2 separate regions of the Homo sapiens genome follow, and region 2 is linked to region 1. Evidence: chromatin loops called from intact Hi-C (ENCODE). Cell type or tissue: CD14-positive monocyte. All regions are shown on one strand. Each heading gives the region's core, and the rest is flanking DNA. Links, peaks and the distances in the headings are about the cores only.

Region 1 (16,727 bases), core at 3,502-11,501:
CGGGGGTGGGGGGAACTACTGTGGAAGATAATTTTCACTGAAATCTAACCAAACTTCATTAAGTAAATTGTGACAAGATTATAAACGATATGAAAACTAACATTCTAACATTTGGCCATCAAATTGAAGAAAATGGTTTGCCTATACAAATTTTCGTAACTTTTAAAAGATAACATATTCTACCCTCATATGGTCCTCATTAAAGCATAATGAACAGGAAAGAAAAGGAAAAGACTGCAACTGGGTGCTAAGGCAGAACATCTTGTCAGAAGCAACTAATGAACGTAGAGTATATACTAAATACCAAGTGCGGAATTTCACAGGGCCAACAAGATAACAGTCCATATTTTTCACTTACACAGGTGAGGTGGATTTTGCAATTACCAGTTGCATTAAATGCACCAAACACAATTTCAAAAATAGACCTAAAACCTATAATAAACCTACACTCTACTTCGTCTCTCATGAAGGACTCATGCCTGAAAGGAATGACCATACAAAAATGAACAAGCATACACTTCCCTGGCATACCCAGCAGATCCCCTTGCCACAATCAACACAAACTTTTACTCAACAAAGGGTGAGGCTCAGCCATCAGTAGGTGTGGAATTATTCCAGTCTCTCTCAAGGCAGTTGACTCTGGGTTTTCTTTCTTCACCTGGAGTTTTTGTTTAACTGAGGTCTAACTGAAAGTTCAATGTTGAATGGCTTCTAGCCCACAGAGTTTACCTTCAAGATCACTTGGCTTCATTTTGGGAAAGAGACTTTTTATCTTGCCGCCAGAAAGTGAAACAAAATTTAAGACACAAAGCATTCTTTGTTATATTATCTCCTTCATCTTTCCTGGTTTAGGAAGAAGTTGAGTTCTGTGTGGTTCTGCGAGCTGACGTTTGGCATGGCTTTGTTCTTTGGTGGTAAGAATTATTCAGTGAGTTTTTCTATTGTTTGTTTTCTGAATTCTAATTACTACCTTTTTAACTTTGGAAGGCAAGACAAGCTTACTCATTTTTTAAAGTTTCTGCTTCATATGGTGTATCTTAATTTTTATAAATATGTTTGTTTGCTTATATGTTTGTTTTTGTAAAATTCTTTTTGTCCAGTTCTCCTAGTCCTCTGGGATAAGTCAGTTATTTACTAAGAGGCTTCTGTGCCACTTCCTTGCAATAACAAGCAGACACTTCTTTTTTTTTAAATGATAGGATCACAGTTTTAATGAATAAACATCACAGTTTCTAACCACTATTTTAAGTGAAGTATTAAAGGACGCATGTGGGTCTCAGTGATCCAGGCAAAAGTACCTTTGAAAATATTCTGTGGGAGATGCTGTTATCCACATGAACAGGAAAAAAAATGTCGTAGACATCTATCTTGTTCTCCCAGGTATTTATGAGTATCGCTGCAAATATTGCAATTTCTAGGGGCATTTCAGCCCAGGTACTTTAAATATAATCCAATTCCCATTTCATAGTTATATCAGTAGCTAAGGTGACTTGATATCAGGTGATAGGAACTGATATAAAGGTCTGTGAACTTCATTCTGATAAATTTTGAACTGCATTCACTTTCTTTTTTATGTGACTTTTATCTTATTACTAAAGTTAGAAGAAATCATAAATTTAAAAAATCTACCTGCAATCCCACCAACCCCTCTTCACATTTTAATATTTGTATATCTAGATTTTCTCTATTTAGTAATCTATCTTTACCCTTAAATTATGAAGAGCTTTCCAAAATGCTGTGCTCTTTTAAATAGACCTGCTGCTTACAGAATCTGCCTCCAGAACCTTGAATCTATAGGCAGAATCTTGAGGTACTCTCTCATGGCCTAAGTAGGCATGGTTATATTTTCTGGAACAAATCCCTCTTGTTTCCTGTTGACTTTGTAAGAGCTCTCTTCCTACATATCATGGACAAAATAATTTGGAAGCTGCTTCTTGGATTTACGAGTCATTTAATAAAGTCATCTCCCCAGTTCAGGTTTTTCCTGGATAAATAAAGTTTTCGAAAGTAATTGATTCAGCCAAAAGAAGCCACCAGAGAGCTTTACAAAGGACTCCACACAAAAGGAACTCTGTTGAATATCAATAACAGTATTCTAGATTCATGTGCAATTCAACCTTTTAACAATACTAGTGTTTGGCACGGGGTAAGCCAGCAGTCACTCCTGAATGAAAATCAAAACAAAATGAAATAAGGAACATAAAAAAATCCTAAATCTACAATATCAATGCTGGTGTTGAAGCCCAATAGGCTATTGGCTGTTTTTTAAATTTAAGTCTTTGAATAATGTGAGATGCTACTGAAAAATTATTTAATATTGTAGCAATTTTATAAAATAGCCTAGAAATGATATTAGCAATAACCAACATTTTAAAGCACTTAATATGTACCTTACATTAAATACCTATGAGACTTTATATGTACTCTTTTGCATACATATTTCATAAGAACCCCATGAGGTATAGAGATAAACTGCCCAACACTATCCAGGTGGCAAACTGCAGAAGAAGATAAATCAAGCTTTGTGTGACTCAGATGCCCTTTGCATCATCCTCACAATGCATGTGGCATTCTGCAGATATTTATATGACTGCAGAGTCCATTTCATTTCTACTAGGTTAAACTTCCTGACCTCTAGCAAAGCAGGACAGTTAGATACTCTAATATGATTCATATTTGGGTCCCACCAAAGATCTGTCCAGAGATATGCTTCTTTTGTGGTTCAAGGCACAGGGAATCTCTAGACTATGAATCCCAGAATGCAAATTGACTGATATTCAGGTTTTTCATTGAGTACATGAAAAGAAATTTCAACTGCCTTCTCCTTCCTTAAGAAGAACCCTTCCCTGGCTCTGAAAACATTGTCAATGGAGTGTATGCAATAGTAGAGGATAAAGTCAACTGAAATGAATTAATAGAACTTTATTAAAGATAATATGCATATAACTAGTTTTAAAAGGTAAAGAAACAAGGGAAAATGAGCTCAGCAATATATCAGGAGTTACCCAACCTGGAAAATATTATGGCAGTGATAAAACTACTGCAGTATTAAAGAGAGACAGAGAGAGAGAGAGAGCATTTCTAAGGCTACCTGATGAGTCTTTGAAACAGAAATCCAGCTGGCTCTAACCTTTTAGAAGATGGTATTTTTTTTCTAAAATATGGCTAACAAGCTTATGTGACGTATTCTCCATCAAAAATGAACTCTGAAGAGCAGTCTGACTCTAAGAATAACTTCTAATATCTAGGATGAGCAACTGTGGTTCTGTTTGCTCACTAACCTCACAAAGTGTCATTCCCTTTAAGGGTAGGGATGGCATTTTGATCAAATTTATTTTCTTTTCATTTTTCTGGGATAATGGGAGTTGATCACAGATTATAGTTGCCAGTACCATTCGAGGTGCCAAAGGATCCTTGGCACCTTACCACAAGTACCTGTCAGGTTGGTTGAGAAGGGAAATGTCAGCAGACAATTAGGATACAGTGACAAGTGCTGTGATGGGCCATAGGCACTCAAACTTCATGGCCGCATGGTGAAAGGGAGCATGGGCAGAGTGGTGGTGAGAAAGAACCTTTCTTGAGAGATTTTGTAAAGGACATGTCTGGTCCAGGTGAAGAACGGGGTGAGGGGTGCTCTAGGCTAATAAGCTTATGAATGAAGGCACAGAGGTGTGACAAAGCATCCTTGAGGAACTGGAGATAGTTAAGTATGGGATGAATGTTAAGATGCAGATAGTGAGTGTTGGGAGAGGAGGTCAGAGTCTCTCGTTAGCCAAATATTCTGTGCCTTCTGCTATTCATGAGGTGATGAACCAACCATTTATGAATAAGCATGAACACAGCTTTGCTGTTTTGTGCATGTATTCCTTCCTGTAGCTCAGTGGGGAGTATGTGCTACTACTAAATTGTTAGCTCCTTGAGGACAGGGACCACATGAGTCAGGAAACGCTGTAGATTGAGCATTATCCTTGAAGTCAGGGCAGTGCAAAAGTGGTACCCTTAAGGGAACACAATACATAAAAGCCAAGATCAGTTAGCATCTTTCAAGTTAACTGTTGAGTAAAAATGAAAGGAATGTAGAATATGTTTAAACATGTATGGACCACAAAACAATGTTAATTAAAGATTGTTTTCCAAAGGAGATAGATAAATGTTGGATTTACAAGAAAACAGAAGTTAACAATGAAGAGCATTTGTAAAGTTACAGAACTGGAAAGTTTCACACCACATGTAGATGATGGCAGGGGATTTACTGAAACAGTAGATAGGATAGTGTGACTGGATTAAGATGAATAGGTGGAAAGGCTGATCCAGCTAATTCTTATAGAAAGTGTGTAGGGTATAAACCATAAATAAACAAATTAAGATGATAGTGGAAGATCCTGATCACCTGACAGAAAGTAAATAATTGGTTTGAAACCAAAGCAGTTCCTGAGTTTCTTAAGAAGGAAAAAATATTAGTGTCATCATGTAAACGATGTTTGAGAAAGAGTTTCCAGCAATAATTTATATCTCTTCACAGAATGGAAATATTAAATTAAAAGGGTGGAAGGAGCCTATGGCTATTTTTTTTAAAAAAGCTGAGGAGACATAACAAATGGAGCAGAGGCTTCGGGTTCTAGCCCCAATTTTCCCTGGGCTGCCACTTCTCCTTTCCAGTCTGACAACTAGATGTTTTTTTCTTTTCTCTTTTCTATTGTTTTTTTTTTTTTTTTTTTTTTTTTGAGACCGCATTTCGCTCTTGTTGCCCAGGCTGGAGTGCAGTGGCATCATCTCGGCTCACTGCAAACTCTGCCTCTTGGGTTCAAGCGATTCTCCTGCCTCAGCCTCCCGAGTAGCTGGGATTACAGGCATGCACCAACACGCCCGGCTAATTTTGTATTTTTAGTAGAGATGGGGTTTTTCCATGTTGGTCAGGCTAATCTCGAACTCCTGACCTCAGATGATCCGCCCGCCTTGGCCTCCCAAACTGTTGGGATTACAGGCGTGAGCCACCGCACCTCGCCTCTTTTCTCTTTTAAACTTATTTTTGTCTCTACTTTGTTGTGTTAACTGGGGCAAGTCACATCAGCTCTCTGGGTATCAGATTCTTCAACTGTAACATGAGGAGGTAGGATCCAGATTGTCATTAAGGATGGCTTTTGAATTTATAATTCTAAAAAATTCCACAAAATTAATAAAATACAATCCTAGCTAATTTTCCCCACAGATAAGCAAACTCCCATTTCTCCTATGAAGGGAAGAACATGGGACCCAGAAAGCCTGAGGAGAGCCCCCAAGTGAGTCTTAGTTCAGTGTTCATTTTAGAAGCAACGCTTTCAAAAAAAGTATGTTTTTTCATATTTTAACATGTCTATTAAATGTCATAGAATTCATGGGATTTTACAATCATAATTAGCAGCATTTTTTTCTTTCTTAGCAGCTCAAAAAATTATGATATGTTATACATTTAAATTCTCTTTTAATTCTCAAGTCCAGTTAAGATCAGAGTATATATAGTAGATCTTTCTAACATCTGAAGCAACAGTATTTAGATGAATCAGTGGAATGAGACAGAGTCTCCAAAGCAGTTGTCACAATTTTATTAATTTTCAGAAAATCCTCGTACACTATAAGATAGTCTCTCTATATCTCCTGCTCAAGGTCACTCTTAGATAACTAATTCTTCTAAAGAAGGCCCAGGGTTCTGTTGGTTGAAACTTTTTATTGTATTGTTATTCACTGTTGCTATTTTTATTATCATAATTATTATTAATTTAGATCAATGTTTTTCAAACTGTAGACTGAAACCTATTTGTTGATTGTATCGTCAGTATAGTGGGTCATCACAGCATTTTAACAAATAAAGCAACATACGCTAAAACAGGAAATCTCATCCTATCTGGTAAGAGTATCATTTCCTGACACTCTTTCTGGATGTGCTTTGTTTTTTTTTCTTTTAATTTATATTTTTAGTTCTGGAGTACATGTGCAGGATGTACAGGTTTGTTACATAGGTAAACATGTGCCATGGAAGTCTGCTGCACCTATCAACCCGTCATCTAGGTTTTAAGCCCAGCATGCATTAGCTATTTTTCCTAATGCTCTCCCTCCCCCAACCCCACCCCCAACAGGCCCCAGTGTGTGTTGTTTCCCTCCCTGTGTCCATGTGTTCTTATTGTTCAGCTCCCACTTATGAGTGAGAACATGCCATGTTTGGTTCTCTGTTGCTGTGTTAGTTTGCTGAGGATAACGGCTTCCAGCTTCATCCATGTCCCTCCCTGTAAAGGACATGATCTCATTCTATTTTACGGCTGCATAGTATTCCATGGTGTATATGTATCACATTTTCCTTATCCAGTATATTGATAGGCATTTCTATTGATTCCATGTCTTTGCTATTGTGAATAGTGCTGCAATGAACTTACACATGCATATATCTTCTTAATAGAATGATTTATATTTCTTTGGGTATATACCCAATAATGGAATTGTTGGTTCAAATGATATTTCTGGTTCCAGATCTTTGAGGAATAGCCACACCATCTTCCACAATGGTTTAACTAAGTTACATTCCCACCAACAGTGTAAAAGTGCTCATACTTCTCCACAACCTTGCCACCATCTGTCGTTTCTTGACTTTTTAAAAATCACCGTTCTGACTGGCGTAGATATACGTACAAGCATACATTCACATATGGGAGTCCTGGATCATGGTTTAGGATGCATTTCTTTTGTGGGTTATAATCAAAAAAGATTCAAAAATGCTAATCTAGGCCCAGCCTTGGAGGGCTCTGTGGCTATTAAACAGCTTGAAGCATAAGCAACCATGTAGAAAGATGCCGAATTTGGGGCAATGTCTTTGCAGGAGCACCATGTCCATAACCATACCAAAAACATGCTTGGCAAAATAGAGAGGTGCTTTGGATTGCCTTGAACTAGCTACTCATTAAGAAGTATTTGGTGACTCTGTTCTCTTTACAAGCCATCTGTATTGCCAGTCTCATTTGACAGCCTTTCTACTCAAAGGCCCCTAATTATTTAATTACTAATAGTAAGTTGATAGGAATTTATAACAAAAAATTTCAATTGACCTCTGATAGTAGGTGACAACATTTATTTCTATTATAAGAAAATTCCTTGGGAAATTCTACTTTGAAATTTGGACTCAGATGTTTAATACCTTTTAGGCAGTACATTCACCTAAGGAAGGTATTGTTTGAGGAAGCAGACATTGTTAAATACCTTTCCTTCCAAATTACTCAGAATGATAAAGAGCTAGGTCCCCTTGCAGGCATATACATTCACTTGGTGTTTCCTATATTGCCTGGAGTTTCTGCTTTCACTTCTATTTCAAGCATCCTTCCTGTACGTAAAAACAGGGGGTTCCTACAAAGGAGGAAATGAAACCAGCAGCTGTAATCATGAAAATGAGAAAGTATTTTTTCCCTCCAACCTGTATAAATGGTGGAGTCTATGTCATAACTGAAGAATATTCTTCCTATATCAGCTTTTTCAGATCAACATTCTAATGTTGACTCTCTTTGAGATTCTAACCAGGAGTAGCACCTTGTGCTTATCTACAGCCTCCTCATGGAACCAAATCATTTCATTTTACAAATGAAGAAACTGAGGCCTAGGTAAGCTTGTCACTAGCCCAAGTTCAGAAAACCTGTTACTGGGAGATCTGACATGGTGAAAGTGTTCCACAGCAGACTGGTTATATTACACTAACTTATTGCATTTAGACTCTTTTTCAAGGATGCCTTAAATCTTTGAGAGAAGTGTAATACCTGACTCAGGTATTTTAAATCTATTATTGAGTCTCCACATGGAAGTTTCTCCTCTTACTGAAAATCATGCTAGATGGGTACAACTAATAAATCCTAATACATTTAATAAGTGATATAATATGACCTTAAATTCCTTGCTATAGTTTCCATGTACTTCAGAAACAGAGGAATAAAAGCTATATTTTCTTTCTCAAGATATCTGTGAGGAAGATCAATGGTGAGTAGATTTCCCTCTAGTATGGACATTCTGTGAACAAAATTCTCTTTATCCATTTGGATGCCATGAAGTAATATATTACCAATAAATATAAAAACAATACACCTGGTTTAAGTATAAGGCTTGAATCACTGCTACTTCAAAAGGAGTCGAAGGATTTTATTTATAGGTTGGAGAATACAGGAGATTCAGAAAAGGAATAGCCTTTTAAAAATCATTATTTCGAATGAGAAAAGGAAGACAAAGTTTAAAATAAGCAAGATGAGAGAGAAAAAACTTTTTGACATCTGAGTAAACAAAACAACCTCAGATGTCTTTGATTAGTGTTTTCACACAGGGTGCTGTCAAGAAAGTTTCCATCCAAATGAATTCTATTTTTTAGTTCATATCTTTGTAAAATACATCTTGCTAGAAAAATGAATTTATCTTGTATAATTTATACAATATGGTTAAAACTGACAAAAGAAAATAAAATATTAAGGCAAAATTAAAACAATCTGGTAAAAAAAATTATGTTCAAATATCAAATACATAAATTCACAAAATAAGTGGAAAAATCTAAATACACTGATATGTACAATGACCAATAAATATACACATTGACATATACCCTTTCAATATACTAGGCAATAATTGAGCTCTTAATGGAGATTATGTTGCAAAGCAAAAATATTTATGATATGTAGAGATGTTACAAACTTGTACTATATATACAAAATGATGAGCTCTATAATTCCATCTGATTACTCCCATTTAAAAGAAAACCAGCAGTCATTTAAATGGTAGTTTCTGAAAGACCATAATATTAAGAGTGGGTATCTTTGGTAAAAGTTTTGAGATCTAAAAAGTTTTTATTTTTAAAATTTTGTAAAATAGCCACAAATTAAAGTTTTTAGGGTAATAAATATGTTTTGATTTTGGAGAAAATAATCTGCCCTTCCTTTCTGCAAATATTATTTCCACTGTCAAGTTTGTGGTCAATAAAGCTCAACAATTGGCTAGGATTTCCTCAATTTATATTAAAAAGTACTTCATTTTTCCTGAATTCACCTGGAAGTCTCTGTTAATGAGATCATAGATGAGAATATAAAACAAAACAAAAACAAAACACACTGAAACCGACAAACTGACAAATTTGACACACTAAAGTTCAGGTATTTTGCTCACGTACTGATTCAGAGCCTATTTCCTGTTACCTTATCCATAATTTTTGTACACATAGCTATTTGACTTCCAAGACTTTAGTAGATTAGAGCCAACAAGTTGAATGGGGGTTGAGAAGGGGTGGAGTAGCTACTGATAGTGTGGCAACAAGGAAAGGAACAGAAAATTATAAAAAGAAAACCTTGAAGCATCCGGTTGATATACAGATTGTGGCATAGGGGCAAACAAGTCTACAACCTTCAGTAGGTCCCAGATCATTAATATATAATTGTAGAGGAAAATAACTAAATTTTAACAATAGTTAACACTGAGTAATAAAGAAAGGCAAAAATATAACCAGAATATACTTTTTAAGAAGCTGAAAAATGAATTACATTGTTTAATATAATTCCACATAAAAAGCTTACAATAAAATTAATCTAGTGTTTCAAGGGACAAATGATCAACTATGTTGAATGATTCATCCCCAGCTGTTTTAGGATCTTTTTTTTTTTTTTTTTTTTGAGACAGAGTCTTGCACTGTCACCTGGGCTGGAGTGCAATGGCACGATCTTGGCTCACTGCAACTTCCACCTCCCGGGTTCAAGCAATTCTCCTGCCTCAGCCTCCCGAGTAGCTGGGATTGCAGGTGCCCGCCACCACGCAAGTCTAATTTTTGTATTTTTAGTAGAGACAGGGTTTCACTATGTTGGCCAGGAGGGTCTCAAACTCCTGACCTTGTGATCCGCCCACCTCGGCCTCCCAAAGTGCTGGAACTACAGGCATGAGCCACCACTCCTGGTAGGATCACTTATTTTTAGGGTAATTAAAAAAAAACTTCTGCTGACTTTTTGCATCACTTGAGAACACGTGCTTCTTTCTTAGTGTTAGCCCAATATTAGGGCTATTATGCTAATATTTCTGCCCAACTGAAACCATATAGACAGGTCATAATGGTACCAAAAGACAAGAATGTGACTAGCTTGTCCCGTCCTTGCTTTCTATGGATGTTCATCCTTGCATCCACTGTGGACTAACACATGTTTTATGCTGGCAGATCAGTACATTACTCCTGTGCAGCTAGTTCTGTTGTTGCCTGGTAGAGCTTGCTGATGTCCTTTCTATGGCACAGCCAGCTGCTTGCAAAGAGCAGATCAGGGTTAGACATAGTTCTAACCCTGGAGAACTGGGTTCCAGTTGCCAGAGCTCAGTCCTAAAATTGGGCAATCTAGCATCCGGGTGATGATAACAACACTGACAAACTGCTGACACAGAACCCCCAAATTCTTTATCATCACAGAATAAATAATACTCCTTAAAATGAATCATAGGCAAACCCTTAGGTCAAAATCCAGTTGGGTGTATTTTTGACTTGTTCCTTTGAGTGAGGGCCCCTCTTCCTATCCTTCTTCCTCCATTTAGGTACTCAAGTTTTTCTAGTGTAAAAGTGTCACTTTTGTGAATGTGAGTCCCCTCTTTGCCTTTCTCTCTCAACATTTCCATTTCCCTCATCTTCTAGTCTGGAGGTTGCTCTGCTGAGTCCCCGCCTCCCACAGCTCCTTGGCCACAGTCCGAGGCTGGTGGGTGGAACGCTGTTTGTCAGGGACTGTCTGGGTCAGAAGTGGCTGGGCTGCTGCTCAGCTGGAGGGACAGACACGGTCTCCAGCTGCACAGCCAGTGGATAAAGGACCCTTTCACTGTCCTCTCTTCTCCTCACAGGATAACGGATCACAGGAGTTTCTTTTTCCTTTCCTGCTCCTTACCCAGCTGTCACAGCATCCCCTTCCCTAGCATTCTGCCTCCCAGATGGAACATGGGGACAGAAAGCTAGAGAGATCCATCATTGGCACCTGGAAACTATCTACCCCAAATTTATATCTAAAAGGAAAGAGTCTCATCTAAATCAAAATATTTGCCCTCTTGTCAAGCGTCATGTCCCCTTCAATTCCTCAGTTTCCACTGAATTTCCGTCTGGAGATTTTTATTCCCATTTCTCTTGCAGCCAAGGTCAGCAATCCCCCAGTCACTTGTTGTGGGGGCTACTTTTCTTCAATAGACTGTTTGTTTTGTTTTCGACTCAGTTTCTTGTTTCAATTTCTGCTTTTCTTTCCCCTTTTCACTCCTCCCTAGCCAGTTGCTCTCTGACCCTTCACTAATTCCGCCTCCTCCTCTCCTGATTTCTTTCCAGATTGTTCTTCACTCTGTCCCATTTCACTCTCTGGCCTCACGCCCCTCCCAATGTCACCCATCCCTTTCTCATTCTCATTTGTTCCCCTTATTCTTTTGGTAATTTCTGCCCCCGTGATCCTTATCTTTTCTGTCCTAAATGTTCTGTTTGTCTTCCTTTCCCTCATCCGATAAACTGAATCCAGTGAGAAGGAAAGACACTTCCTGCCCTATGAAATTGTGCCATTGCATTTTAACAAAAATAAGCACTGCCAGTAAAATTGCTTAACACTAATGAAACATAAATGTTTGTAGAAAGACAGGAAGCAGGACAAAAAGTACTTATTTGCTATGATTGAAGTTAAAATTTGAAACTGTGAACTGAAAAGGAGACATTCTTTTAATAGTTAATGAGCCAAAGTTGGTAAACGCAGTGTTAATATTTCTAGGGTTTATGACCAATTCTGTCCTACTAAGCATGTTAATCAAATATTGGACAATTTATTACCTCTTTGTATAATTCTTGTTTTTTAAAATTATTAATTTTAATAGCATAAATCCATTGTAAAAAAAATTAAAAATAGAAAAGGATATACCATGAAGTTATTTTCCCCTGTACCCAAATCCTAGGCCACTTTTCCAAATGTAAACACAGTTCATTCATAATAATAATGTGTATATGTATGTTTATATAACATGCACATAAATAATATGTATATATAACTATGTTTCTCTATATGTTTATTCTCCCCTTTTTATACAAATGGAAGCATACTATACATATTATAATGCAACTTGCTTCATTCACATAACGATACAGGATGGAATAAATTTCACATAAGCACATATAAATCTACTTCACTCTTTTCCATGATTGCATAGCACCCCCACTTTTTTAGAGATTCAGGGGATTCATGTGCAGGTTTCTTACATGGATATAATGCATAATGGTTTCTTACATGGATATAATGCATAATGGTTTCTTACATGGATATAATGCATAATGGTGAGGTTTGGGTTTCTAGCATACCCATCACCCAGATAGTGAATACTGTACCCAATAGGTAAGTTTTTAACCCTTACCCCACTTCCACCCTTCCCCCTTTTGAGAACTCCATATTATCAATATACCATAACTCAGCAATTCTAAACATTTTTGGTCTCTGAAAACTTTATATTCTTAAAAATTACTAAAGATCCCAAAGAGATAGATCTATCTATCTATCTATCTATCTCTATGTATCAGAAATTAATCATGATACATTTAAAAATATATTAATTAAAAGTTAATCTATTTATAAGCCCCTCGCATATTAATATAAACAATACACTTTTGGTGAAAATTAAAATTAATATATTTTTCAGAATAAAAAGATTTAGTGAGAAAAAAATGGCATTACTTTATAAAATTTGTAACTCTCTTTAATGTTTGGCCTAATTGAGGATAATTGAATTCTCATATTTGCTTCTGCATTAAATCTGTTGCAGATAATGTTTTGGTTGCAGTAAATCTGGCCTAACACAGATATGGAAGTAGAAAAGGGAGGAGTTTTTTTTTTTTTTTTTTTGAGACGTAGTCTCACTCAGGCTGGGGTGCAGTAGCGCAGTCTCAGCTCACTGCAACCTCCGCCTCCCAGGTTCAAGCGATTCTCCTGCCTCAGCCTCCTGAGTAGCTGGGATTAGAGGCATGTGTCATCATGCCTATTTTTGTATTTTCAGTAGAGAAGGGGTTTTGCCATGTTGGTCAGGCTGGTTTCAAATTCCTGACCTCAAGTGATCCACTTGCCTTGGCCTCCCAAAGTGCTAGGATTTACAGGGGTGAGCCACCATGCTCCGCCGGGAGGAGTATTTTAATAGGCTTTTTAGATAATTGCAAATGTTCTTCTCCAACTACACTGAAACTCAAAGTGGTAGTTTTTTGTTTTTTGTTTTTGTTTTTGTTTCAGAGACAGCTCTCACTCTTGTCTCCCAGGCTGGAGTGCAGTAGTGTTATCATAGCTCACTGCAGCCTGGAACTCCTGGGCTCAAGCCATCCTCCTGCCTCAAGCTTCCCAAGTAGCTGGGATTACAGTTGCGTGCTACCATGCCTGGATAATTTTTTAAAACTTTTGAAGAGGCAGGGTCTCAGTATGTTAATGAGACTAGTCTTGAGCTCCTGTGCTCAAGTGATCCTCCCATCTCAGCCTCCCAAAATGCTAGGATAACAGACATGAACCACTGAGCCCTGCCAAAGTGGTAGTTTCTTTCCTCTTCTTCTTCTTTTTTTTTTTTTTTTTTTTTTTTTGAGACAGAGTCTCGCTCCGTCGCCCAGGCTAGAGTGCAGTGGCACGATCTTAGCTCACTGCAACTTCCGCCTCCCGGGTTCAAGCGATTCTCCTGCCTCAGCCTCCTGAGTAGCTAGGACTACAGGAGCATGCCACCACGCCCAGCTAACTTTTATATTTTTAGTAGAGATAGGGTTTCACCACATTGACCAGGCCGGTCACAAACTTCTGACCTCGTGATCCTCCCACCTTGGCCTCCCAAAGTGCTGGGATTACAGGCGTGAGCCACTGCCCCCAGCCGGTAGTTTCTTAAAGATTAGTTGCATTACAGAATTTGAAGCTACCTCAATAAACTTTTCCTACTTTGTTATATTAAATTCTATTGAGCTATCTTACACTTTGAATGAATCATTTACCCATATATGATTTTATAGCATCATGCATTAACCATTTATTTCAAATGTTGACATATTTTATATGATACTACAAAATTATATTAATATCAACACCAATCTTCCCAGAAAGTTATTAAATATTGGGATTTTGTCAAGTTCATAGGGGCAGATACATACTTTGCAAAAAAAATTCTTTTTTTTTTGAGACGTCTGGCTCTGTCACCCAGGCTGGAGTGCAATGACACGATCTCAGCTCACTGTAACCATTGCCTCCTGGGTTCAAGTGATTCTCCTGCCTCAGCCTCCCGAGTAGCTGGGACTACAAGTGCATGCCACCATGCCCAGCTAATTTTTGTATTTTTAGTAGAGACAGGGTTTCGCCATGGTGGCCAGGCTGGTCTGGAACTCCTGACCTCAAGTGATCTGCCAACCTTGGCTTCCCAAAGTGCTGGGATTACAGTGAGCCACTGTGACAGCCCGCTTTTCAAAGTTCTAATTTTCCTTTGAAAGCTCAAATTGTACCATTGTCAAGAAATATGGACCATTGCTTTCCTTGAATTGGCAAGTTCACTTCATTTATTTTTGAGAAAGTATCTTTCAAATACTCAGTTCTGTCATTTTATCTGTCAGTCATTTTTTCAAGAAAAATGTTACTCCACTATAGTTCAACTTCCAATTGAAACAATTGCAGAGTGTTTTTTCTTGAGACAACCCCTGAACTTCGAGATGCAGCAAAAATGCTTTTTTCATGCTTCCCATTTTGTCACATGAAATATTAAAACACAAGTACTCAAGAAGTCAAGATTTAATGAAATTGGTCATCACCTACACTGCTTCATTAAGGATATTCTTAAGTAAAATTTTTATTTTTTCAAATGAAACTGTGTGGTAGTGAAGAATATAATAACTACGAAGATAGTGGGAGCCATTACGTTGATTCATGCTAAGCACCATAAGTTTTACCTACCATTGCTTTTGCATTTGCAGTGGAAATGTCAAAACAATGAAAACGGTGAGGAATGTTTTTGTATTACTAAGAAAATAGCTTTCTTCTTATAGTCAACCACAGAAGTCTATGGGCCACATTTTAAGAACTGCTACCATTATTTATTTCACCTGTCCCACCTTGTTGAACACAAACTGTTTCTGGTCCTTTGCTGATACAAACATGTCTACAATAAATATCCTTAAATCAACATTTCTTGATATTCCATTTTCGTTATATTTTAAATTATTTCAGCTTCAAGGGTATTAAAAGAGCTACAAAATTCTTTTATTTTCTGTCATTCTTCTCTTGACTACCAAAGTATCTATTGACAGCAAGGATGATATCCTGTTAAAAGGAACAACCAACCACCTTCTGTTATTAAAATAGCATTCTTTGGCATATGAAGTTGTCAGTTGACCTGCATTTAGAGATTCATGGGATGAGTGGGCTTTATTCTATATAATTCTTTATAGAAAAAAAATAGAGAAATTTGAACAGAATTGTGCTATGATCCTCATCATTCTGGTGCTTTTGGAAATTTTCAGACAAAACAGAAAATGGAAGTTATTGATTTAGAATATCTGTTATTTGAGAATAACTGGATTGATGCAGAAACTAAAGTGCTGATAATAATCCATGTAGTCATTTGAAAAATCTTTTCTTAGGAATCTACTATGTTTATTACATTGTACCAATACCAGCCATTGCAGAGACAGTAGAAATGCACTGGGAACAGGCCCTGGCAGCAAGGAGCTTAACAACAGTAGTTGAAAAGCTTTTGCAAAGTCAACTGAAAAGATCACATCCACTTCTTTCAGTTTAAGAATCATGGAGAGTAATGTGTTAGTCCATTTTGTGATTCTATAAAGGAATATCTGAAGCCACATAATTTATCGAGAATAGAAGTTTATTTGGTTCAGAGTTCTGCGGAATGTACAAGAAGCATGGCACCAGAATCTGCTTCTGGTGAGGCCTCAGGAAGCTTTTACTCATGGCAGAAAGCAAAGACAGAACAAGAGAGATGCCAGGCTCTTTTAAATAATCAGATCTCATGTGAACTAACAAGGTGAGAACTCACTTATTACCACAAAGGTGGCATCAAACCATTCAGGAGAGATCCACCCCCTTGACCCAAAGCCCTCACACCAGCCCCCACCTCCAACAAGGGGATCACATTTCAACATGAGATTTGGAGGGGGGAAGTATCCAAACTATATCAAGTAGATTGAGCTTAGGCAATGCAAATATATGATCTTTCATCTTACTGATAATTAAGGTGACTATACAGTCCTGGGTTTACACTGGCTGCCTTAGCATAATTATCAATGGCAGACTGGGCATGGTAGTGTGCTCCAGTAGTCCCAGATACTTGGGATGCTGAGTCAGGAGGGTCGCTTGTGCCAACAAGTTCAAGCCTGCAGTGAGCTATGATCATGCCACTGTGTTCCAGCCTGGGCAACAGAAGGAGACTTTATCTCTAAAAACAAAAAGTATTATTAGAACCTCCCTTTAATTCTCAAAAGTGTCCCAGTTTGGACAACAAACTACACAGTCATGTACTAATAATAGACTTACAGTTCCTCTCTAAGTCTCATTTTATCATTCTACTTTTTATATAACCCTGGTAGAAAATTTTGGTAGAAAACTAACATTTACTAAATACCTACTATCTGTTGCATGTGCTTTCTATACAAATTTTATTCAATATTTACAACAATCCTATGGGAGTATTGTATCCTCACTTTACAGATAAGGACACTGAGACTCAGAAAGTGCAGGAAC
Region 2 (16,727 bases), core at 3,287-11,286, 52 kb after region 1:
TTTTATCATTTCCATTTTCTCCCTGTAATTACATATGCTCTTTTTTTTTTTGCCTTTTGAATCATTTCTTAGAATATATTTCTAGAAGTAGGATTTCCAGGCCAAAAATATAGACATTTTTATGGCTCTTTTTATTTACTATCCAATTATTGCTTTTCAAGAGGATTGAACTGGTTTATACAGCTATCTCTAATATACACGCATATGTACTATATATTTATACATATATACATATGTACATGTGTACTATATATGTATATATATTAGAGGTATAGTACATATATATGTACCATATATATGTATTTAGAGATATAGTACATATGTATGTACACACACACATCCAACTCTTTTTTGCTTAACAGCAAATCCCTGAGGAACTGCCATCATCAGCCTCATATTTATAAGTTAGAACTAAACACCACAGAGGTGAAGTAACTCAGTGTCAGATGACCAATGTCCCTTTTATGAGCTTCACTGGCTTCAAGTGCCTGTACCCAATATGTTCCTGGTTTCAATGAGTAATCGCTGACTATGTCTCTATCCTGTAATTTCTTCAGCTTGTGTCACAGTGAGACAGTGAGCATGGGGTCGGAAATATGTCAGCTCCATAGCTTACTACCTTTGAGACCGTGAATAAGTTAATGAGCCTTGCTAAGCCTCAGTTTCCTCAAATGTAAAATGGAATAGTACCTATATCATAGGCTTGCTTGGAGGACTTTAAAATTCAGTCCAGCAAATAAACTTACATAATAAGTGCTACTATTATTTTTCATGTTAATAAAAAATATTTTCTTGTTAGTCTTCCCTGGTGCCTTCTTCAGAGTAGAATAGCAGGTATCACTGAATCTCTATTATAATTTAATAAATAGATTTCCTCACCTATTGTCAATCAGCAAATATTTTCTAAGTACTGTAACTTAGCTCCTTGCTAATTTTATAAGAATTTTATATAAAAATATTTATTTATAAGTAATATAAAAATTTATAGAAATGTAAATAAGCTAGAAATATTCCCCTTAGGAATAGGAACAAGACAAGGATGCCCACTCTCACCACTCTTTTTCAACATAGTACTGGAAGTCCTAACCAGAGAAATCAGATAATATAAAGAAATAAAAGTCATACAAATAGGAAAAGAACAAGTCAAATTATCTCTCTTTGCTGACAATATGGTTCTATGCCTAGAAAAACCTAAAGACTCTACCAAAAGGCTTCTACAACTGATAAGTGACTTCAGTAAAGTTTTAGGCTACAAAATGAATGTACAAAAATCAGTACTATTTCTATACAGCAATAATGTTCAAGCTGAGAGCCAGATCAAGAACACAATCCCATTTACAATAGCCACAAAATTTAGTAAAATACCTAGGAATACATCTAACCAAGATGGTGAAAGATCTCTACAAGGAGAACTACGAAACACTGCTGAAATAAATCATGTGCCATCATGTGCCATCATGGATGGCACAAATGGAAAAACATTTCACGCTTATGGATTTCAAGAATCAATATTATTAAAATGGCCATACCGCCCAAAGCAATCTACAGATTTAATGCTATTCCTATCAAACTAACAATGTCTAACAATTTTTTGCAGGAATAGAAAAAAAATTATCCTAAAATTCATATGGAACCAAACAAGAGCCTGCATAGCCAAGGAAATTCTAAGCAAAAAGAACAAAGCTGGAGGCATCACCTTACCCAACTTCAAACTATGATGTATGGCTACAGTAACCAAAAGAGCATGGTATTAGTACAAAAACAGAAATATAAACAGACCAGTGGAACAGAACAGAGAACTCAGAAATAAAGCTGCACACCTATGAACATCTGATCTTCGATAAAACTGACAAAAATAAGTAATAGGGAAAGGATTCCCTATTCAATAAATGGTGCTGGGATAACTGGCTAGCCATATGCAGAAGAATGAAACTGGACCCTATCTTTCACCATATACAAAACTCAATATGGGTTAAATATTTAAATGTAAGACCTCAAACTATAAGAATCCTAGAAGAAAACCTAGTAAACACCATTCTGGACATTGACCTTGGCAAAGACTTCATGACTAAGTCCTTAAAAGCAATTGCAACAAAAGCAAAAATTGACAAGTGGGGCCTAATTAAACTAAAGAGCTTCTGCACAACAAATGAAACTATCAACAGAGTAAACAGACAACCTAGAGAATGAGAGAAAAGACTCACAAACTATCTGACAGAGTTCTAATATCCAGAATCTTTAAAAAACTTGATTCAATAATCAAAAACTGAATAACCCCATTAAAAAGTAGATAAAAGACAGGAACAGACACTTCTCAAAAGAAGACATACAAGTGACCGACAAACATGTGACAAAATGTTCAGCATCACTAATCATCAGAGAAATGTAAATCAAAACCACGAAGAGATACCAACTCACAACAGTCAGATGGCTATTATTAAAAAGTCAATAAACAACAAGTGCTGACAGGGCTGTGGGGAAAAGGGAACACTTATATACTGTTGTTGGGAATGTAAATTAGTTCAGCCACTGTGGAAAGCAGATTGGAGATTTCTCAAAGAACTTAAAACAGAACTACCATTCAACCCAGTAATCCCTTACTGAGTCTATATCCAAAGGAAAATAAATGATTCTACTAAAAAGACACATGAACACATACATTCATTGCAGCATTATTCACAATAGCAAAGACTTGCGATGAACTTGGGTGCCTGCCAACAGCTGCCTGGATAAAGGAAATGCGGTACATATACACCATGGAATACTACACAGCCATAAAAAGAATGAAATCATGTCCTTTGCAGCAACATGAATGCAGCTGGAGGCCATTATCCTAAACGAATTAACACAGGAACAGAAAACCAAATACCACATGTTCTCACTTACAAGTCGGAGCTAAACATTAGGTACTCATGGAAATAAAGATGGAAACAACCAACACTGGGGACTACCAGAGTGGGGAGAGTGCAAGGAGGGCAGAGGCTGGAAAACTACGTATGGGGTACTATGCTTACTACCTGGGTGATAAGGTCATTCTTACCCCAAACTTCAGCATCATGCAATACACCCATGTATCAAACCTGCACATGTACCCCTAAAACTAAAAGTTGAAATTATTTTTTAAATGCTTAAATAAAAAGCACAACAATTATAAAAATTATAAAAGGTACAAAATAGATTATTTAGAAGTTTGTTAGTTTAAATGAGTATGTTTACTTTTAAATTGTAAACATATCCAATACTTTTCTATTATAAACCATAATTATAAATATAAATTTTTTTAAAATAAAACATACAATGAAAGTTTCAACAATGAACAAATATTTTAAATATTTTTAAAAAGTAATCGAGTTAATAAAATAAGCATAGGCTTATAAAAGTAAGTGCTTATGAAATACATTTATGTCTGCTTCTAAGTTCCTTATAAATAAGATAATGATATAGTGAAAAGCACATTGTTGGCTTTGCAGTCTGAAGACCTGAATTTGAAAACTGGCTTTGACACTTACTTGACATGTAACTTCTTTGTGGCTCATTTCTTCAGCAATAAAAAGTATAGTATATAATTTATATTTTATTTTATTTGTTATAAAAAGGAAGATCCAATCTTCTTTATTTGTCTGAAAACAATCAACAATCTTTTATGCATCTCTTTGGAATGTCAAACCATGACATGTGATATTACAGCGCACAATAGTCTATTCACTTGTATGATATAAACTCTAGATTCTATAGGCGTTTGGAAAAATAAGAAGGGAAATGAAAATAGGAAGTCATCTATTCAGACATGTGAAAGCATCACATAGAAGAAGAAATAATTTTCCTTAGTTCCCATATATCACTGGAGGTCAACTTCATAAACAAAATCCCAGAACTAGGGAGTCCAAATGCAAACAGCTCATAAGAGTGCTTTCAATAACAGGGAAAGAGGGAGGCAGGGACGCTGTAACCTGCATCTCTGCAGGTGGGAGCTGCTTGAGACTGGCAGCAGGTTTGGGGAAAGGTATTAACGGGTAAGAGGCATTTTATGGGTTAAATTACTTTCCCTCCAAGTTCATATGTCTTAACTCTTAGTACCTCAGAATATGACAAATATTAATATGACTGTATTTGGATGTAGGGTCTTTGAAGAGGTAATTAGTTAAAATGAGGTCATTAGGGTGGGCCCTAATCCAATCTGACTGGTGTCCTCATAAGAAGGGGAGATTAGCGTACAGATATGTACAGAGGAAAGACCATGTGAAGACTTGGCGAAAAGAACACCCATCTGCAAGGCTTCAGAAGGAACCAATACAGCCCATGCCTTGATGTCAGACTTTTAGCCTTCAGAAATATGAGGGGAAATAATTCTATTGCTTGAGATCCCCAGACTGTGGTACTATATTATGGTAGCCCTAGCCAACGAATACAAGGCATCCTAGGGGAAAAAAAAAAAAAAAAAAAAAAAAGGGCTTCAATATGGGTGAAAACAACTCGGGGCAGAAGGTAGTCAGTGTAGGAAAGGTTTTCCAATGAACTGGGGAGAGGGTGTTGCAGTGACCAGTGACAAATCAGATGCAGACATCTGAAGGGGTGGGGTTCTGCATGGCAGTGCTGAGCAGGCACTGGAGATATCTTATGCCTTACCCTCAAGGAGCTCCCCAAAGTGTAGTTGGGGAAAGAGGTGAACAAATTCTATTTAAAAGAAGTGGTACATATTAAGGCTAGAGGTATGCAGAAGATGCAGGGGGAGCAAAAGGAGGAGCATCTAACACAAAGGAACCCCCTGTTGCTGGGAGGCTTCCAGGAGGAGATGACCCTGGAGCTGAGTATAAGGGGACAGAATAAAAGTTAGGTGACAATAAAGTGGTGTGGGGTGGGAGAGGATGGCAGGTCTGAGGATATGAAAAGAGATGTATGCTGTTTAAGGAGGAGGAAATCTCACGAGTGCAAGAAAAGAGGTATGGAATAAAAAGAACTGCTTTTTATAAAAGCAGTTAAAAATAGTTTTTTTGTGAACCACAAATAATCTGGTGCTGTTAGATCTTCCCAAGTGAGACTGGGTTGGTGAGAGATGTTGCAAGGCAAGAACCACAAGATTCTTTTAACAATGTTTCAGTGGATTTCCTTCGTGGAGAGGAGGATGTGTTTGAGGGGACAAAAGACTGCAAACCAGGCAACTATTTAGGCTGCTGGTACCACAACAAGGAAAGGTAGGCTAATGTCTGGATATCGGCACTAGCAAAGTAGCAGAAAGACTAGAGAGGAGGGGACAGACTGAAGAAATCATGGGAACTTATCCATTGGTTGGAAATGGAAGTGGAGCTAGATTACTGGCACGTTTCTAGGAAGCAGAGGAGCGAGGAAGTGCACCAAAGAGTATAGAATCTTGCTAGGATTACAGGAAAAGGGAAGGACATGGTAAGAGTGCGGATGACAGGCAAGGAGAGACAGTTAATTTAGGTTAGGGTATCGCTCAGAACCAAAAGGCACAAACAGCATTCACCACCTTTGAGCTCTGCTTTTAAATGCCTTATTCTTTGTGTACATTTTGCACTACATTTTGGCCTTAATCTGTCTTCCTATCTCAACTTTAACTTTTTGTTACAGCTAAAATTTTCTACTGTCTCCCATGCATACACTATACTTATTTATCCCTCTGTTCCTTCTCATGCCTTCATCTCCCCTTCTCATTGGTCTTGGCTCTACCATCTACTACTCGCAGAGACTTGGGCATGTTGCTACACCTTTCCAAACCTTAAACTTTCTCATACACCAAGTGGAGATACTACTAATGACCATTGGGCGAGGTTGTTGTGTAGATTAAATGAAATAAACACAGGGTTCCACTGGAACACAGGAACGAAGTTCTAATCCAGAGTTGAAGGTAGAGGGGGTAAGGGTTAGGGAAATCAATAAATCTTTATAGAAGTGGTAACTCCCACTTCTTTCTACTTTCCCTCATAAACAACTCTTCCTTGGAAATGTGGAAGATTTTCCATTCTTGCTCCCCTCAGATCTGTTCTCGATATGATGGCTGAGAGAGCTCTTTAAAAAATTTTGAAGTGTGATCCTTCCACTCTGTTCTCCTCCCCTTTAAACCAAACACTTCAGAAGTTTCCCACTGCTCTTAGATACAGACTAAAATTTCACTTTGGTTTAGAAGGTCCTTCTTGGCCAGGCCTCTTCCTACCTCTCCAATTTATATTGCACCATTTTCCTCCTTCTTTTAGCACCTTGAATATCAAGTTCTCTCTTGTCCCAGAACCTCTCCTTATGCTCTTCTCTCTTCCAATAAAAAAACAAACAAACAAACAACAACAACAACAACAAAAACACAGATCCACCTCCTGGCATCCAACTCTTCACTTTCCTTTCTAAATTAATCCAATCTTCCCTTTAGTATCCAGCTCAACTGTAATTTCCACTGGGTTATATTGACTTGCTTCTATGCTCTAATTCCAGAAAACATTTCTCCTTTGTGACCCTTATCGTAATTTTAATTAATTTGGGCATTTTTTTTTTGGTACACGTATTCGCGTGACTTTTCAAGAGAAAGCATATATGATCTGTCTCCACCACGGATGACTCTCAGCTTCCCCCGGGTCAGGGGCTTTTCTGTTCTTGTCCATCACTATATCCCAAAACTGTTGCACAGCACCTGGCCTATCACAGGTACTCAACAAATACTTCTTGAATAAAAAGTGAATAGTTAAAGAAAGAAAAGGATGGATTCCTAAGATAATTCTTAAAAGACAAGTAAGAGAGGGGCAGGCAAAGAAAAGAGAGTAAAATTTTTTAGGCAGTGGGTAAATACACAAATAGAAAGGAAAGAGAGAGCAAACATTTGAGTAATTGCACATTGTCTGAAAGATCATAGGATACGTAGGAAGTTGGAGAGTTGGACAGGGCTAAACCATGAAGGACCTTAATTATCATGAAGATAATTAAGAGCAAGGGAGAGCAAGAAAAATATTTTAGGCAAGGAACGTCTGGATGACTATGTGCCCTATAAGGATCACATTGGTGTCATGGTAAAGAATGTATTAGAAGAGTCTGAGGCTGCGTGTGGTGGCTCACACCTGTAATCCCAGCACTTTGGGAGGCCGAGGTGGGCAGATCACTGGAGGTCAGGAGTTTGAGACCATCCTGACCAATATGGTGAAACCCCGTTTCTACTAAAAATACAAAAATTAGCCAGGTGTGGTGGCACATGTCTGTAATCCCAGCTACTTGGGAGGCTGAGGCAGGAGAATTGCTTGAATCTGGGAGGCGGAGCTGGCAGTGAGCCGAGATCACACCACTGCATTCCAGCCTGGGCAAAAAGAGCAAAACTAAAAAAAAAAAAAAAAAAAAAAAACCCAAAAGAAAACAAAAAAACAGTCTGAGGCTGGGAGGCTGGAAGCCCAGAGATCAGGCAGGATCCTGGGAGCTAAAACAAGATGATGGGATCTGAGTTTACAAAGAGGTCAGATTCAGGAGAATCAGTCAGTTTCCCACAACTAACTGTAGAACAAAATTCAAGTTTTCTTTTATATGACTTGGCTCTATGCCTGTGCTTAGTGAATGCCCTCACTTCATCTTCCTCATGTATTCAGATCCATGTTAGTCTTGTGTCTTTGTGGTCCAAAAAATAAAAAATAAAAGAACAGCATGAAGGTGCCTTTAGAGTTTGGGTGGAGAATGGGCAAGGAAAGGTACCTATCAAAGGCAAAAAAACCTGTATATTGATGGGCAAGGCAGGGTTTCATCTTTTAGAATAAGGTATGCTGCTTTTGTTCCATGTCAAAAGAACAAAATGTGCACAGGTGGTGTGAATAAATAATGCAGATATAAATAAATTATACTAGGATGCCCTTCTGGATGACATTTTGGCAACAAGTTACCATTGCAATAGTTCATTCACCAGCTCTGTGAATGCTTGATCAGCACAATAGCACTGAACTTGGTCCTCAGCTGGGCCCCCACTTGGTATAATGCTATGTTGTTGCCATTTAAAAATTCTTAATAACTGTATTCTTAAACTTGGCTTTATAAGTGAAGGTGGATGGAACAATGGAGGATGCACATGAGCAGAGGGGTGAGTACCACGTGCATGTCTGTTGCTACTTGCCACCCCATTTGAATATAGTGTGCGCAGTGTCCTGTAAGCATACAATTCCAGTGAAATCACAATGTGTGGGAGTTCAGGAAGACTCAAAGCAAGTACAAGGTGGTATCTTCAACTGAGTAAACAAGGATGCTGACAACTCCAAGAGATCATGCTTTCCACTTGAACCAGAACTTGCTTCGTAGGCAATAGGAAAGCAGTGGTGTTATAAGAAATACAAACAACCAAGGAACCTTATCATATACTTTTTAATTTATGTTGCTTTATTGTATTAGTCACTTATGCTGAAAACAGTGACATAGAAGGTAAAAAATGATAAGGAAATATATAGTCCTTTTCCTTTTAGTCTTTATTTACTCATCAATATTAGCCAAAAGTAGAAAGTGTTGGTAGAATCTACGTGTATCAAGAAGTGTAATAAACACTGTTGAGTCAGTTGTACAGCACGTCCACTATTCTGGTAAGAATGAAATACATATGCATGTATGAGCTACAAAATGTAAATTGTATAATTTCAGTGATTCTGGATATGAATTAAATGTTCTTACATTTACATTCAAAGCTGACATTGTACAATATAAAGATGAATGATAAAATTCATATTAATTTAAATTTTGATTTTTCTTAGAATGACAACAAATAGCAAATTAAAAAAACACCATGACAACTTGAGAGAGAGACTACAGAAGAAAAAAAAGCACTTTACATTTCAGTATGTTGAATGACATTTTTTTCCCTTCTTTTTGGACAAAGGATTCTGCATTTACATTTTGCAAGGGGCCTTGCAATTAATGAAGCCAGCTCTGTTGAAAGGGAAAGCATTTCTAGACACCAAAGCACAGGCAAGACAATCATCAATCCTGTTGGTGAGCAGTGAAAAAAGTAACTGTGCCAGACGCAGTGGCTCATGCCTGTAATCCCAGCACTTAGGGAGGCCAAGGCAGGTGGATCACCTGAGGTCAGGAGTTCAAGACCAGCCTGGCCAACATGGCGAAACCCTGTCTCTACTAAAAATACAAAAATTAGCCAGGCATGGTGGCACGTGCTTGTAGTCCCAGCTACTCAGGAGGCTGAGGCAGGAGAATCACTTGAACCCGGGAGGCAGAGGTTGCGGTGAGCCAAGATCCCGCCACTGCATTCCAGCCTGGCCGACAGAATGAGACTTTGTCTCAACAACAAAAAAAAGTAATTGACAAAATTCAGTTTTAAAAACTGGTTCGTCTATATAATTGCCTTGGCATTCATGGCCATCTAAGTGAAATGTATCTTAATGCTAGAGTCCTATGACAAACTGTACTTGATACATTGCAGCACTTTTCCTAAATCAGGAGCTCAGGTAAAATACAAGTGACAGAGATAGTCAAATTGGATTCCAAAATCACCAAAAACAATCTGTCTAAAAACTCAGGAGCTTCATGTGGTCCATGCACCTGTCAATACTCTAACTACAGGCTGAAGTTAAGCTTTGGATTCTGAGACTATACGGACAAACAAAATTTCTGTTCTCAAAGATTATATCAATCAATATTTGCATAAATTCTATGAAATGCTAAAATAATAAAAAACAAGAAATATCCATGCATCTTTATAGTTACATGTAACTTTTAAGGAAAAGAGAATAAGCCTTTGTTCTCCCATTTTCAGGGCTTTCTCTGTTTCACAAGCATATGAATTTTGGCTGATAATCTTACATCTTTCTTATAGTGACTCTTGGATTCACTTTTTTTTTTTTTTTTTTTTTTACTAACTCTTGTAAGACAAACAGCTCTGAACATAGTGTGGAAGATACCGTAATCTCCTTGAAGCTAAAAGATTGCTCAGAATTACACTAATATTTCTAAGAAGCATATATAGTAGTAACATTTCCAAAAAATATAGACCTTAACTAGTCTTCCTAAAAATTTCTGTGTTACTAGAAATTAAGTGGGGCAAGTTGGCAGATGACATGCCAAATGGAGTGATAATCCATTGGCATAATTCACTCAGGAAGTAGACAGGTGGGGCAATTATAAGTGCAAAGGTTAAAGATGCCCCACCCATTGATTACCTGAACCTGAACTTTCTTGATGGTGAGGTGCGGGGAGATGCTCATTCTGTGATGAATAATTAGCAAAAGGCTTAATGTGCAAAATTCCCTGGGAGAGATGGCACATTGGTTTTTATTCACACTAAGGAGAAAGTGGCTGAGGGAGAATAAACTTTTAAAATCAGGTTTTGGTAGGAAATAGAGGAGACAGGAGTAACCAGTGACTGCAATTGAGAGGGCAGGTGCAGTGGGGCACCCCAGATTGCATCTGCTCTATGACTGGGTCTTGGTTTTCCCTGATTACATGTTTTACACCACAGTGATTTATAAGCCAAAAGTAGGCCTTTCCATTTTGATCTCCAGTCTAATGGGGCAAGCAAATAAATACTCCTAAAAGTACTGTCTATGTAATTAACATTATTTTAGGTATTTCATTATGATTATAATTCTTAGGAATGAAAATAGTGTTTTACAAAAGCAGTTATGGACCTATCAATAGATGTGCTTCTCTTGATAACAGGAGAGCCCTCCCTGGGCTGACTTTAGAATAAGACTAGAGGTGACTCCTATGTGGATGTGCCCAGGGCAGCACCTGCTGTAGAGTTCATCCCACAGCATTGTGTGCTCACTTTCAGACAGAGCCTTACTCTGTTGCTCTGGCTGGAGTACAATGGCACAAACAAGACTCACTACAGCCTCAACATCCTGAGCTCAAGTGATCCTCCCACCACAGCCTCCCAAGTAGCTGGGACCACAGGTGCGTGCCACCACAACTAGCTATTTATTTTTTTTTCTTTTGGTAGAGACAGAGTCTCATTATGTTGGCCAGGCTGGTCTCGAACTCCCAGGCTCAAGCAATCCTTCCACCTTGGCCTTCCAAAGTGCTGGTATTTCAGGCATGAGCCACTGTGCCTGGCCTCATTTACTTTTTAATTGTTAAACTAGCTGTTTTATTTATTAGAAAATGTGATCCATTATCCAAACTTCATTCGGATTGAAGAGCACAAAACTCAGCATCAGATCTGGGTTTGAGACTTTTTTTCTCTCTGATTTTTTAAAAAGAAATAAAAACCCTACTACCATTTCTCTTACCTGCCCTAATCAGCTCATAGTTTTATTGGGAATGGCCATTCTGGTAAGACACAGTGGCAGAGGCATTCTTGACTTTGGTTTCGTTCTCAAAGCAATACTCCATGAGATAAAGCATATGAGCATGACTTTCAAACTAGAATGTAAAGTACCACACAAATGCTAGCTTCTCCCTCTCAGAAACAAAAAGAAATTGATAGTAATATTTATTTTAGTAGAGAGGATGAATGCCAATGACATTTTTATTTGAAATTTTATTATGAAAGGTAAAAATTTTTAAAGCACACATAGGGCATGTTTCAGGACAAGGAATCATCTCATATCCCTTAGTGGGACTGACTTTCCTCTCACATCTCCAAGCAAGGCAGTCTATGCCTTCCCAGACCTCTTGGGCCAACGAGGACAGAGATACTATCTCTACCTTCCCTGGGGCAAGTGGCCTCCTGCTCAGCAACCTGAAGGCCAACCAAGACCCTATCTTGGTGGAAACTCTTCCACATCTCCTATGAGTCATTACTCCAAAGGAAGGCACTATCCTGATTTCTAAAACCATCATTTTTCTCCCCCTGTTCTTGAACTTTACACAAATGAAATTATACAGGATTTATTCTTTGGATCTGCAATCTTTTACTTGATATTAGGTTTCTGAGATTCATCATGCCATTGTGTATGGCTCTCATTCACTCACTTTCATTGTTGGGTAGCATTGCATTGTGTGAACATATCACAATTTATCCATTTCACTATTGATGGACATTGTATTGTTTTCAGTTTGAAGCTGTTACAAACAATGCAGCTATAAGTATCCTTGTCTATACCTTTTGGTACACATATATACATTTTTCTATGGTGTTTGTAAATGTGAATAGACTTGCTAGATCATAGACTCTGAATGTATCCAATACAGACAATGCCAAAAGTTTTCTAAAGTGGTTTTACCAACTTTCTGAAATACCAAATTTACACTACCTCCAGCAGTATGTTTCTGGAATACCAAATTTACACTACCTCCTTCATGAATGACACTAGGTGAGCCTGAACATCTGCATTTACTTTTCTCTTAATATTACCCAGAGCTGGATTCTGTCGCTTGCAAATAAGAACTTTACAAGACAGCTGAAAAATGTGGAGAGAAGAATTACAGATTGAGAATAGCAAGAAGAAAGGCCCTAAGGCCATTATGTAACATCTTGTATTGACTTCTTGCCAAGCAGATACTGTATTCACATGTTTACACACACATACATCCCTAGATAGATGAGAGAGAGAGAGACAGAGAGAGAGAGAGAGACAGAGAGAGAGAGACAGAGAGACAGAGAGAGAGAGAGAGACAGACAGAGACAGAGACAGAGAGAAACAGACAGGTGGATAGCCAGAAATCATCTCAGTTAATCATTCTAACTTGCCAATTTTATGCAAGCTACTATGTTAGGCAAAACCCTATGAAACAGGTATGATTCACATTTATTTAGATTAGGAAACTCACATCTAATAAGTTCAAATAACTTAGTTAAGATCAACTACAAGTAGTGACAAAGGAAGGATTTAAATTAAACCCAAGATTGTCTGGCTCCAAAGACTCTGCTGTTCACCAATATACCACAATGATATAGATTATTTTTAAACCCAAGAAAGAGTTGATTTATTTATAAAGGGTATTTAGAGCATATTCTGTTAACTGTCAACAACTTCAAACATCACTAGCTATGTTCCAGGGTTATTTTTTTCCAGTGTCTGTGTGGAGCATCCTAGGCAAGAGGGTAGGTGTGTCATGAGAAAGATGGAACATTCCAGGGAGTGGAGTGCATGACAAATTGTTTGTGAATATTCTTCATTCACTGCCAGCTGCTGATACTGCATTCCAATTTAACTCAAAACAGTCTTAGGTAATAATGCTAACTAATAATCATAAACGATTTTGCATCCCTAACACATTACAGGTCAGAATGCTGCTAAGTCACAAGAAAACCATACATTTCTTCACCATCTACACTCAAGTCTTTTTTTTTTTAAAGATGCTGCTTTTCTCAGGGTGAGTGTAGAGTACAGGAGAAATATAATTTTGTTTGCTGTTATATTTTTATTTCATTCTCATAGTTAAATACAAAATTTGAATCAGCTTATCAAAATACTGTATAAATTTAACCTGTAGGAATTTTATATATTGTAGTATTGGTATATTTCAATTGGTTAGCTAGTGTGGAAACATGTTTGGCTTTGTTGCTGTTGTTATGTTGGTAATGATTTTTGATGTTTGATTGGCATAAAGTTTTACTGGTTCATGACCCCTGATAAGATTTTTTCCTTGGATGAGATCTCCCTCAATTCGCTTTTTAAGTTTCTATGATTTTAAAAACATAGATGACATAAAAAAGAAAAATTTTAAAACTTACTAGATTTGGAACACACTAAGGTCATTTTTGCATATCATGTAGCACCTATAAAGTCATGTTACATCAAAGGGCAACATTGGAATCCACCTGGAAATCAATAGTTACAACCCCTAAGAAAGGACTTCCCTCGGCCAAATAGGAAAGGGTAAAGTAGGGCAATAAGGAGAGTTTAAATATTTTCTTTTTGAAGCCTGTTTAATTACATTGTTTGATAAACCAATTCTATTTTGAAAGCCTCTCTCTAAAAATTACTATTGAGCGACAGTTACAGTATCATCTGTTGCCTGCTGCTTATAATTTACAAGTGATTGCTACATGTAAATTGTATAATTAATCAGCCTTAAAGAGAAGTGAAAACTGTGCCCTCCATCCAAATGCAAAGCTAATTTTTGGTGTTGGTACTTTCTATTTTTGCAGTTTAGGCTGATGTGAGTGTTTAGCAGCCACATGCACACCAGCTGCTACTTCCAGGAGTGCCACTTTAAGTCTTCAGAATGTGGGCAGCTGACTCCTTCATGAATGACACCAGGTGAGCCTGAATATCTTAATATACTTCATCCTCAGTCATATTCACAGGCAAGGAAATACCTTCCCACTGTCAGAGAAAGGCAGCCTCTTCTGGAGAAGGGCAGATACTCAGCGGATGCAAAGCCCAGTTGCGCAGCACCAGGAAAAAGTACACCCCAGTAATTCAAGTAACACTCTTTCCAATCCTCAATATTCTGAACGGACAGTCTACTCTTTTTGAGTGTCCCTAGCATTTAATTTATAATCATAATTTTAAAAAGATGATTTCTGAACCATGAAAATTCACTCAATAGCTAAAGACAGATTGAGGTAGAATTCAGCTCTCGATGGAGAACAATCCATTTAGGCTCTGAAATTAAAAAAAAAAAAAAAAAAGAAAGAAAAAAAAAACTCAGCTAAGAAACTCAGAGAATGAGTCAGCACTGTGGATCCGGAACCTGGTATTTAGGTGTCCTCACCGCCAAAGGTGTCTCCAACCTGGTATTTAGTTTCCCTGAATCAGCTACCTTCTAATTCCCATTCCCCAATGTATTGAATGATCCTCTTGACTTAAACTCTTAGAGAAAAGCTAAAAATACAAACAAGACATGACAACACAGCCATTATATTCTTCTTAGCATTCTCTTTCTAACTTTACAATTTATCTGTTAATATTAGTATACGCATATAAATAGTTTAAAAAATAAAAACAAAAGTTGATCCACTTTAATTTATTATTACATTTGGTCTATATCTGGACTCTACTTGACCTGATAAGAATTGAGAAGTTCTAGTACCAACCACCAAATAAATGAGAGTGTAACAGAAAGTATTATGACAGAATTCACAGAGTAAGGAAGAGTTATTTTACCAACTTTTACACAGGAGATTCCCCTGCTTTTGGCTGAACATGAACTCTGGTCTCTGTGAAACCTATTTGTTTTGCCTGAAAGTTGGAATCTAGCTAATGTCAATGTTAGTTTTACCATCAGTCAAGAATTTAGCTTAATATTAAACTTTATAATAAACTGAGAGGATTCACTTGCCTGCTGATTTTCTATGGGTGGCATCCACACATTTGAAATATAGCTAAGAATTATGTTAATTTAGTAAAAAACATGTTGCAGATGCAGCTGTTTATTTGCTTTTCATAGCCTATGATATCATTCCAATGCATGTGTCTTGATTTGGAAGGTCTGATGCACTCTGAGAGTGACTTTGATTTGAGAATAGGCTACACCCAAAGTAGCTGTAAGCTATGGCCATGCCCATTTGCTTCAATGTCCTAAAGTTAAATGTGTGTGTGCAAATAAAAGAAGGTCCCTGTTCTTTACAATCAGGAGTCAAGTCAAAAGACACTGATTTCAATTTCACATTTAACTGTTTAACAGTTATGATCTCTGAATAGTATTCCATGGGGGCAAGAAGTCTATGTTTTCCTTGCTGCTGTATCCCTAGCACCTACCATTCTGCCTTGTAAAAAACAAGTGAGTGAAAATATTTTTTGAGTCCTTGTTGCTGAATTGCGTTCTGTGTGCATTTCTGTATTTTCTTTTGAAAACTTATAGTGGACATATATTTATAATAATGAAAAAGAATGAAATTTTATAATGCTTAATATTCTTTCTTAATAGTCTAAGTAAACTTCTTTTCCTTATATGAGCCAATTTGTCAATTAGTCTACCCAGAAATTATAATTTAAAAATTTTGAGAGAAATAGGAAATGTCTTAATTGTTTCCTGGCACTGCCTACTTTTACAACTACTGCCTGCAAACATTTTATAAATTCACCCTGCTCCATGAGGAATTTATAAATTCACCATGAGGAACAGAGTGAATTTATAAAAATTGGGCCTGTTGACACCGTGCACAGCTCCTCCTGCCAGGCCTGAGTGTTCAAGGTCAGTGGCTGGGCTGATATGATGGAATTTCCTTCATAATAAGATAAAAAAAAAAAAGCCAGAATCTGTTGTTTTTAGAAGATAGGTGCACTTGCTTGTCTTGCTTAATGGGCCTCCGGGGATCAGGTCCACATGAACATCTCTGTTCAGAAAGATGGACTCTGCTGGAGCAACTTCACAAAAACAGGACTTCCTGCAACCTCCTGCAACCCAGCATTGCATATGTTGTATTGAGTTAAGCTACTGAGATTTTAGGGGCTAAAAACAAATTCCCTTTCAATGAGGGAAAAGGAAGTGAGTGTTGAAAGGTACTGGTTCAGGTACAAATTTTCATGGCAGACCAGTAAGTCTTGACTGAATCACTTGAGTGGGCCAATGACTACATCTTTACCTTTGAGTGTAGTTGTTTTCCTTTAATTTAATGAAAAAAAAAATTTGCCTTAAGTGCTGTTCTTACATGTGCAATAACATTCATGTAATTATCATTATTTAGTTTTCAGACACCTTTTGACATAAATGTGATATCTCTTCAGTTCTGTGCAAGTAACTCAGATAAATAATGCAATTCATTCATTTGTTCAACAAGTAATGACTGAACAAGGCATTTTCTAGATGCTGCAAATACAACACTGAACAAAACAGAAAATGTCTCGCCCTCATGGAGCTTAGACTCCATGGAACTCAGATTCGAGGGGTGACATAAAACATCAGTAAGTGTAATT

What was found. Peaks named below come from ENCODE experiments on the same cell type or tissue, not always from the same donor. Only the 100,000 strongest peaks of a DNase experiment are listed, where the experiment ranks them.
Region 2: it touches region 1 in a loop (1.8-fold over the local background); 4 of 110 quality-filtered maps call a loop at or near these places.

Annotation. Positions count from the first base shown.
Region 1 is chr4:81,554,963-81,571,689 of GRCh38, forward strand. No RefSeq gene overlaps it. Among named protein-coding and RNA genes, the nearest start is that of RASGEF1B, 91 kb to the left of the region's middle. RefSeq lists an enhancer at 7,573-7,742. In CD14-positive monocyte, for the core only: no CTCF peak of the experiment used is centred there; DNase peaks (open chromatin) are centred at 7,329 and 10,369; H3K4me3 peaks cover 336 bases; H3K27ac peaks cover 2,593 bases.
Region 2 is chr4:81,607,649-81,624,375 of GRCh38, forward strand. No RefSeq gene overlaps it. Among named protein-coding and RNA genes, the nearest start is that of RASGEF1B, 140 kb to the left of the region's middle. RefSeq lists an enhancer at 14,907-15,201. In CD14-positive monocyte, for the core only: no CTCF peak of the experiment used is centred there; no DNase peak of the experiment used is centred there.